Regions from separate parts of the Homo sapiens genome. Here region 2 is linked to region 1. A link is an interaction called in ENCODE POLR2A ChIA-PET data of the cell type or tissue named here. Cell type or tissue: PC-3. All regions are shown on one strand. Each heading gives the region's core, and the rest is flanking DNA. Links, peaks and the distances in the headings are about the cores only.

What was found. Peaks named below come from ENCODE experiments on the same cell type or tissue, not always from the same donor. Only the 100,000 strongest peaks of a DNase experiment are listed, where the experiment ranks them.
Region 2: POLR2A ChIA-PET joins it to region 1 with 7 read pairs; 4 of 35 experiments call an interaction of 5 or more read pairs at or near these places.

What each region holds. Positions count from the first base shown.
Region 1 is chr11:111,787,990-111,793,065 of GRCh38, reverse strand. All of the region lies in intron 14 of ALG9 (ALG9 alpha-1,2-mannosyltransferase), which reads left to right. Among named protein-coding and RNA genes, the nearest start is that of PPP2R1B, 24 kb to the right of the region's middle. In PC-3, for the core only: no CTCF peak of the experiment used is centred there; no DNase peak of the experiment used is centred there.
Region 2 is chr11:111,916,754-111,921,829 of GRCh38, reverse strand. It overlaps C11orf52 (chromosome 11 open reading frame 52), which reads right to left and starts at 2,917. Exons shown (of 4, transcript NM_080659.3): 1 at 2,826-2,917. The coding sequence starts at 2,857. HSPB2-C11orf52 (HSPB2-C11orf52 readthrough (NMD candidate)) reads right to left here. Exons shown (of 5, transcript NR_037651.1): 2 at 2,826-3,152. It also overlaps a transcript of CRYAB not described here. RefSeq lists an enhancer at 2,791-3,085. In PC-3, for the core only: a CTCF peak has its summit at 3,034 (motif pointing left); a DNase peak (open chromatin) is centred at 2,949; H3K4me3 peaks cover 1,523 bases; H3K27ac peaks cover 377 bases.

The sequences.
Region 1 (5,076 bases), core at 515-4,514:
GCTGCAGTGAGCTGGGATCACACTACTACACTCCAGCCCAGGTGAAAGAGTGAGATCCTGTCTCAAAAGAAAAAAAAGAAATTACAATATATTCCCATCCCAGCTTAGAGGTGAGAATGGGCCTAAGCATATATTGGCTGCTTTCTGATTCCATCTTCTGGAAGAAATTAGTTAGTGGCTTTGTGTGATATAGATAGATAATGCTACTAAAGATCACAGCCAGAATCTGCAGGAGAAAAGGAGGTTTGTCTTCTAAAGGATTTTTTTCCAGTGCCACACTCTGATGTTAAATAGATCCTTCTTAGCTTTTCCTTCTATGTAATTCTCACCTTTTTTGTAGTTTTGTGTTCTGTCTTAACTAGAAATGCCTCCTTATTTCCTGAATACATTATTTAGAATTTGATGCTGAATTTCTTGTGATTGATTATGCACTGAGGGAGCTTGGCAAATCAGGATGTTTCTTGGATCTCATGATGTAGCTAAGTCAGACCCATGTTTGTCCTTAGCAAGATGGTTATTCCAAACCACAAATTCACTTGGACTTTGAATTCCTCATTGAGAGTAGGAGGAACCACCATTGTGTTCCTGGCATTTAACTCATTGCTTGACATGGAGCTCATTCACTTGTAGTTAAACTAAATTGAATTAAACTCATATCTCATATGTGTGATATCCCTCTCTCGCTGTCTTCAGCAGTCCATCCATTCATCCTTCCTTCCATCCATCCAACATTTGTTTTTCAGCATTTACTATATGCCAGGCACATGTTGGCAGATAAAACAGACATGGCCCCTAGAATGTGGGTGTGTTTTGTGGGGGAGGGCAGATAATAAACTAGTTAACCAACAAATAAATAATACAAATTGTGAATTGTAGAATGAAGAAACACACAGGTGCACTGAGAGAAAAGAAGTGAGAGGTGGAAACCTAGGGCTTCCTAGGATTGTTGGAAGACCTCTCAAAGGAGGTTTTTTTTTCTTCCTGAGACGGAGTCTCGCCCTGTCACCCAGGCTGGAGTGCAGTGGCACAATCTTGGCTCACTGCGACCTCCACCTCCCGGGTTCAACCGATTCTCCTGCCTCAGCCTCCCAAATAATTGGGATTACAGGCGCACGCCACCACAGCCAACTAATTTTGTATTTTTAGGGGTTTCACCATGTTGGCCAGACTGGTCTCGAACTCCTGACCTCAAGTGATTCACCCGCCTTGGCCTCCCAAAGTGCTGGGATTACAGGCGTAAGCCACTGTGTCTGGCCAAAGGAGGTAACTTTTAAGCTGAGACTTTAAAAATGAGATGGACTCAGTCATGAGAAAAACAGGGTGGAAGAGTGTTCCTGGCTGAGGCAACAGCATATGCAAAGGCTCTAAGGTAGGAGGAACTTGTATTTTTGAAGAACTGAAAAGGACCTGGTGTGGCCGGAGTGTAGAGGTCCGGGAGGAAGATTGCACAAGGTGAGGTGGAACAATCAGGCAAGGGCTAGATCTCCTAGGGCTTTGTAGGCAATGAGAGAGTTTGGGATTTATTCAGCCCACCTCTAGTTGCTGCTGAATGCACAGAGTATTTAACCTGAGATGCCTGTAGATTTGGTTATGGTTAGACAAGTTGCTTTTCCTGCTTAGCGTACCTTGGAATATTGGATGAATAAAATGAAATGATGTGCTACATGTTTATTAAATGCTGCTTATACACTTACCTACCCAGCCCTCAGCATTTGACCTCCCGCCTGAATGTTTGCATTATCACTTTGAACTTCTGTGTCAGCTGTTTAGAATTTACCATATGCTAAGTTATGATGATGTATCATTCATAATCTGTTTCTACCCAATTAGCTTATTAGCCCTTTGAGAAGAGAGACTTATATATCTTCAGAGCCAGCACACAAATGCTTACATATAGTAGGCACATTGATTTTTTTGTTTGATTGCTTTTTGTTTTTGAAAATCAAAGGTTTCCTTTATTTAAAAATTTGTCTACTGGTTTTAAAACATTATTGTAAGTAATAAATTTATCTACTCATATATATTTGAAATTTTTAATCATAGCAAATGGAAAACCAAGTAGATTGTTTGTGAAACAAGCAAATAAATGAATAACATGGTGTATAGTACAAAGTAAAAGTCCTCTGCTCTATCATAGAGACTGCATAATTTTTGTTTTAATTGGTACTGCTAAAACTGCCTTTCTAGGTGGCTGTGCAGGCTTACACTTTCACTGGCAATATCTGTTTCCTGATTCCTCATCAGTGTTTGAGACTGTCAGGCTTTTTAACTTTTCCAAACCTGATTATTGAAAATTGTGTCTAGTCTTGCATTTCCCTGATTCCTGGTAAGATTGATCATTATTTCATGTTTATCAACCATTTGCATTTCTCTTCTGTAATCATATCTTTTGTCATTTTTTCCTGTGGAATTGTCTTACTGATCGCAGGAACAGTTTATATAGTCTAGATGCAAATCTTCTGGTACATATATTGCATTTTCTCCCAATCTCTTTTATTTTTTACCTTTGTTTTAGCTTGCCTTTTGAACTCAACAATAATGCATAGTAGTCCTTCTTCTATTTCAGTCCAGCCACTTATTTTTTAAATTTTTTTATTTTTCAGAAATGCGGTTTTGCTGTGTTTGCCCAGGTTGCCCTTGAACTCCTGGGCCCAAGCAATTCTTTCATGTACCCAGGATTACAGGAACATACCACAACACCTGCCTAGTCTGTGTTTTATTTTGTTTTGCTTTGTTTTTGAGACAGAGTCTTGCCTCATCACCCAGGCTGGAGTGCAGTGGCGCAATCTTGGTTTACTACAAGCTCCATCTCCAAGTTCAATTCTCCTGCCTCAGCCACCTGAGTAGCTGAGATTAAAGGCACCCGCCACCATGCCCAGCTAATTTTTGTATTTTTAGTAGAGACAGGGTTTCACCATGTTGGCCAGGCTGGTCTTGAGCTCCTGACCTCAAGTGAGCCACCGCGCCCGGCTGCTAGTTAGTGTTTTTGATGATAATATATCCCCAGTGCAGACCAAGATAGTTTTTTTATTATTATTCTTTTTTTTTCTCTTTTATTCACACCTAGTGATCAGGAAATTTTTTTTTCCAACTCCTGAGTGGAATCAGAATAAGATCATTTTCTGAAATTACCAGAAAATTTTTTTGAACATGATCTATCAGCCTACCAGGAAAATAGTCATCACCACTTACTATCTCAGTCCAATTGACCCTCTGTTTTCTATATTTTTAAGTTTTTTTTTTTTTGAGACAGAGTCTCCCTCTGTCACCTAGGCTGGAGTGCAGTGGCACAGTCTCAGCTCACTGCAACTTCTACCCCCCAGGTTCAAGCAATTCTCCTACCTCAGCGTCCCGAGTAGCTGGGATTACAGGCGCGCTGTTATTTTTGTACTTTTAGTAGAGACGGGGTTTCACCATCTTGGCCAGGCTGGTCTTGAACTCCTGACCTCGGTGGCCTCAGCCTCCCAAAGTGCTGGGATTACAGGCATGAGCCACCGCGTCCAACCTATTTTTAAGTTATTTTATAGGCTGGGTACGGTGGCTCATGCCTGTAATCCTGACACTTTGGGAGGCTGAGGCAGGTGGATTGCTCGAGCCCAGGAGTTCAAGGCCAGCCTGGACAACATAATGAAACCCCATCTCTACAAAAGATAAAAAATTAGCCAGGCACACCTGTAGCCCAGCTACTCAGGAAGCTGAGGTGGGAGGATTGCTTGAGCTCAGGAGGTGAAGGCTGCAGTGAACTATGATCATGCCACTGCACTCTAGCATGGGCAACAGAGCGAGACCCTGTCTCAAAATAAATAAATAAAAATAAGTATAATTTATCTTTGTTCTTTGGAAGACTCTAAAAAGAATAAAATTATGAACTACCAATCCTCCCAAATAGTAAGGAATTGCTACAAAAAGAAAGTAAAAACCTGGGACAGGCGAGGTCGCTTGCGCCTGTAATCCCAACAGTTTGGGAGACCGAGGCAGGAGGATTGCTTGAGCCCAGGAGTTCAAGGCCAGCCTGGGCAAAATAGTGAGACCCTGTCTCTTGGGGGAAAAAAAAAAAAGAAAGTTGAAAACTAAAATTGGGTCCACTGGACCCTGAGGTTATACTAAGGACTGAGTTGACCAGAAATATACAATGACTATATTAATGAAGCTTTTATTGTAGAGTCAACTAGAATGGAAATTACACTTGTTAGTTTTATACTTTCTTTACTAAAGCTTATAGGAGTTTGCTCTATTTTGCATCTTTCTGTTCTACCCTTTACCCTTCACCTTATTTGTGCAGTGTAGATGAAAAGAGTAACTTTTTTTTTTTTGGGACAATGTCTCACTCTGTCACCCAGGCTGGAGTGTAGTGGCATGATCACAGCTCACTGCAGCCTCAACCTCCTGGGCTTATGGTCTCATGCCATACTACCAGCTCAGACTTCAGAATAGCTGGGACTGCGGGTGTGTGCCACCCTGCCAGGCTAATTTTTAAACATTTTTTGTAAACACAGGTCTCAATTTGTTGCCCAGGCTGGGCTCAAACTCCTGGGCTCAAGCAATCCTCCCACCTCAGCCTCTCAAAATATTGGGATTACAGGCCTGAGCCACCGTGCCTGGCCATTAACTTCTCCTTGACTGGGGTAGGTGCTTCCTCTTCCTGTTCATTTTATTTATAGGAGCCCTGCTTTGTCTCATGTCTCTTCTCCAAACCTCCTTTCTCTATCAAAGCCCTTGATAGAGTTCACTGTTGAAGTGAAGTGAATCTTACAGAGCACAGGGCACTGCCAGCGTCCTAGTTGGGAAGAATCTCTAAGAGGTGTGCATGCCAAGCACAGTGTCATTGTGTGCAGGCATTGTAGGAGTCTGCCAAACCCAAGGTTAGGCTGCCAGTACAAATGCCACGTTGACATGACATTTACAAGTTTAGAATTTGGAAAAGGACTGCCAGTGGAGCACCTTCAGCTACCTCATTCAGGATGGCAGTAACTAGGCCAACTTTTGATTTTCAGACTCAGAAATCAGAGTCAGGAAGTAATACTCCATACAGAATTTAAAACTATCACTACAACTTTTTCTAGGAAATGATAAATC
Region 2 (5,076 bases), core at 629-4,628, 130 kb before region 1:
TAATATAATTCAGACCTCATGGGATTATTGTAAGGATTAAATAAAACAGGAAATGTAAAATACTTAGCATGGTTCCTAGCATATAATAAGCATGAGTAAAAGTTGACCACTAATGACTATCACCATCAGAGAACTAATCAGTAATGAAAAAAGAATACCAACACTTGGGAAGAAAGAGAATAAAAGAAGCTGTTACATCTCCTTCTCTAGAAGCTTTTCTGTGCTTCTAGATGTCCTATGTCTATAGGGCACCTCAGAGTTTAAAGGGTGCTTTATTTTTTCAATCCTGACATTCCAGGAAACACATATTTTTGTTCCCATTTTACAGACGGGTTAATGAAGGGCCTTTTTTACTAACTTAATAAAGAGTAAAATTTTCCATGATGTTAGGTGTTCTTCCAACATTCTTTATGAAGTGGCTACGTATTTCCCATTAATTGGATATGCCATGTATTTAGACAGTTACCAAATGTTGGACCTTCAGGGTATTTCTTACTCAACAAGGCAGGGACCAAATGTCCTTTTATTACTATGTCTTCTGTGTCTATCACTGTGCCTGTAGTACATGTTCAATAAACACTGTTTAATAAATGAATGGATAAATGAATGAGTAGTAGGGCAGGACTTGAATCCAATGTACTACTCCAAAACCTGTGTGTTTTCCAATGCACTTCACTTGTCTATCTAAATATAATGATGCTTTATTTATAACATGACATCTTCCAGATCTGCCCCAGGCATGGAAGGCAGTAGACAGAATAAAACCAGGACCAGGAATTTACGGCATGGCAGTGATGAAAATTCTGGGAAAGAATAGTAACAACCCCACAGATAATTTATTATGAGGTTTTCACATACGCTATATCCTTTGCTCTTCAAAATAAGCCTGTGATCTACACAATGTAGGATGTATTATCTACATTTTACATGTGAGGATGGATACAGAGAAATTAAGGGACTTATTACCTATGGTCACATAGTAAATAAGTGTGAAAGTCATATTCAGATATTCCATGGATATTCTTCTTTTTCCTACTTCTGCCCTTTTATTTTTATTTTCATTTTTGAGACAGGGTCTCATTCTGTCACCCACACTGGAGTGCAGTGGTGTGATCATGGTTCACTGCAGCCTCTACCCCCAGGGCTCAGGTGATCCTCCTGCCTCAGCCTCCCAAGTACCTGGGATTACAAGCACGCACCACCACGCCTAGCTAATTTTTAATTTTTTTGTAGAGATGGGGCCACCCTATGTTGCCCAGGCTGGTCTCAAACTCCTTTTCTTTTTTTTTTTCAAGACATAGTCTCGCTCTGTTGCCCAGTCTGGACTGCAGTGGCGCAATCTCAGCTCACTGCAACCTCTGTCTCCCAAGCTTAAGGGATTCTCGTGCCTTAGCTTCTCAAGTAGCTCAGATTACAGGCGTGTGCCACCATGCCTGGCTAATTTTTTTGTATTTTTAGTAGAGATGGTGTTTTGCCATGTTGGCCAGGCTGGTCTTGAACTCCTGGCCTCAAGTCATCTGCCTGCCTCAGCCTCCCAAAGTGCTAGGATTACAGGTGTGAGTCACTGCATCCGACCACTTCTGCCCTTTAATTTATTTTATTTTATTTTATTCTATTTTATTTTATTTTATTTTTGAGACGGAGTCTTGCTCTGTCACCCAGGGTGGAGTGCAGTGGTGCAATCTCGGCTCACTGCAAGCTCCGTCTCCTGGGTTCAAGGGATTCTCCTGACTCAGCCTCCCGAGTAGCTGGGACTACAGGCACCCACCACCACGCCCGGCTAATTTTTTGTATTTTCAGTAGAGATGGGGTTTCACCGTGTTAGCCAGGATGGTCTCGATCTCCTGACCTCGTGATCCACCCGCCTCGGCCTCCCAAAGTTCTGGGATTACAGGCGTGAGCCACCACGCCTGGCACTTCTGCCCTTTTAAATAAACATTGCTTCAAAGTTGACTTGCTTGATCTAAGAGGCAATATTATGCAGTGGTTCAAAAGGTGGCCTCTGAAGTCAGGTGGGCCTCAGTTGGAATCTTGGTTTACTTGCTTACCAGCCATGTGACCTTAGGCAAGTTAGTTAATTTCTCTGAGCCTCAGTTTCTCAGCTGACTGTAAAATAGGAGGAGGGGCAAAACCATTTACCTCATAAAGTATTGGAAAAATTAAATGAGACTGTAAAATGTCTGGCACATAGAAAGCTCTCAAGTGCTACAATTATTACTCTCATCCAGGAAGAAAGGGAAAGAAGGGGAAAGGGAGGAAGAGGGCACAGAAAAACAATGCCGGTTCAATATTCCTGCCCTGCTCTGGCCATTCCGCAGACAGCTAGCTTGGCTCTGTTTTTTTTTGTTGTTGTTGTTGTTGAGACAGTCTCGCTCTGTTGCCAGGCTGGAGTGCAGTGGCGCGATCTCGGCTCACTGCAACCTCCGCCTTCCGGATTCAAGCGATTCTCCTGCCTCAGCCTCCCGAGTAGCTGGGACTACAGGTGCGCGCCACCATGCCCAGCTAATTTTTGTATTTTCAGTAGAGACGGGGTTTCACCATGTTGGCTAGGATGGTCTCGATCTACTGACCTCGTGATCCGCCGGCCTCGGCCTCCCAAAGTGCTGGGAGTAGAGGCGTGAGCCACCGCGCCCAGCCACTTGGCTCTGTCTTCTAAGGCCTCCTGAAAGGAGGTGCTGCTCTGGTGTTGGAACAAGGAGGTACCAGGCAGAGGAAGGTGGCAGTGGGAGGCTGGCAGACAACTATCTCCAGGTCCTCTGATTTTCGGGGCCTCTACATCCACCAACAGAGATAGATGTTCCCCTTTGCCCTTCCAGCCTACTCACCAGCTTCCTCCGCAGCAGACCCGGTTTCCCATGGCGCTCTGTCTCCAAGGGAGCCCAGCTGTTTTTATGCATCAAGAGGCTTGTGCATTTCCGGGTTCCTGGTTGAGCTTTCCGCGGCAGCTCCCGGAGTCTGTGTCAGTGTCAGATTTCAACCTAGCAGGTTGGACTTTTGAAGCCACCTGCTGGAATGATTCCCAGGTGACTGTGTTCCCAGCCAAAGGGTAGAACAACACACGGGCTCCAGGTGAGAGCTATCTCAACTTCAGGATTTGAAGCGTCTTTTGATGAAGCCATGAACTTGAGCTTCAAGCTTCAATAAAAAGAAACCTGAGATAGAAAAGGGCTCTTGGTTTCCTTACGAAATGCTTCTCCATTACATCACTCTGTCTTTGAAATATATCCTCTATAATAGATGAGTGCCTAATGTAGTAGTTTGCTCAGCACCACTCAGGTTTAACTGAGTTTCACTTTCGAGGCAATTGGTACCAGTTTCTTATTATTTTTGTACAGAATCTGGGTTGGGATACTGGAGTCTCTTGGAAACTTAAGTTTGGGGAAATGGGTTCCTCATATATTCTCCCTTGCTATTTGAAATCGATGTGGGCAAATCACTTAACCTTTATAGGGCCTAAGTTTCTAGGGCTGTGAAATGAAAAAAACTGAATCTAATCCCCTTTCTGGTATAAAATCAGATGATTCTATGATCAGGATGGCCTCAGCACTTCTTAACCACTCATTTCCTTATCCACAGTTCAGAACTACTGATTCTCCACTTACCCCTCAACTCTGCGTCTCCTTCCAGTAACCCAAAGTTAGACTCACCCGCACTCACCAGTAGAAAATATGGGCTCTACGAGAATCTGTGAAACCCATCATTCTTGTGTTCAGTTCTCTCACCCCATTTTTAGTGTTTTCCTCGGATGCCTGGTTATTGTCCTTTAAGTGGATGTTCAGGGCCCACCACTCAGCTCTGCACTCCACAGAGAATACCCTGGACTTTGAACTCCTCCTCTTATGAAACATGGGTAAGAGTGACAATCTTACAGGATTGTGGTGAAAAATAAAGCTCTAGTGCAGGGCCTGGCACATGGGACACACTCAGTAAGAGTTAGGCATTGTTGTTATTATTACAAAGCATCTTATTTTCTTTCTTTCTTTTATTTTTAAAGACAGGGTCTCAATCTGTCACCCAGGCTGGAGTTGAGTGGCTAGCTCACTGCAACCTCAAACTCCTACGCTCAAAAGATTCTCCCCCCTCAGCCTCTCGAGTAGCTGGGACTACAGGCTCACACCACTGTGCCTAGCTAATTAAAAAAAAAAAAATCTTTTTAGAGACAAGGTCTTTTTTTTTTTTTTTAAATTAATGTGAGATGGGGGTCTTGTTATGTGGACCAGGCTGGTCTCGAACTCCTGGCCTCAAGCAATCCTCCCATCTCAGCCTCCCAAAGTGCTGGGGTTACAGGTGTGAGGCACCACACCTGGCCAAGATAGGGTCTTGCTATGTTGCCCCTGCTGGACTTGAACTTCTGGCCTGAAGTGACCCTCCCACCACGCCTGGTTCCCACATCTTACTTTCTTTTCTTGTGCCCCAATCATTGCACTATTTCATGGCCATGCTTCTTCCATGCAATCCATTCTGTACTCTACTCTACCATTAACTGTATCCTTTTCATCTTGTTACCCACTCCTTCTCCTCCCAGTTCAAAAGCCATTAATGATTTCCTATCACCTACAGGATACAGTTCAAACTGCTTAGCCTGGCACTCCAAGCCCTCCATAATCTGGTTCCTTTTTAGTCACCCCTTCTGTAATGTTTTAAAAAGCACCTAAGCAGCTGGGTTTACACAGTGGCTTGGCTCATGCCTGTAATCCCACTGCTTTGGGAGACTGAGGCAAGAGGATCGCTTGAGCCCAGGAGTTCAAGATCAACCTGGGCAATATAGCAACAACCCATCATCTCTACAAAGTATAAAAACTGAAAAATTAGCCAGGTGTGGTGATGTGTGCCTGTAGTCCCAGCTACTCAGAAGGCTGAGGTAGGAGGGTTGAGCAAGAAAGTTTGAGGGTGCAGTGAGCTGTGATCACACCACTTTACTCCAGCCTGGGTGACAGAGTGAGACTCTGTCTCTAAAAAAAAAAAGAAAAGAAAAAAAGGAAAAGAAAAGAAAAGGAAAGGAAATCACCTAAGGGATTTTTAGATGACCAGAAACTCCAAAGAAATCAATAGAGGAATAGACCATTGTGGTAGCCA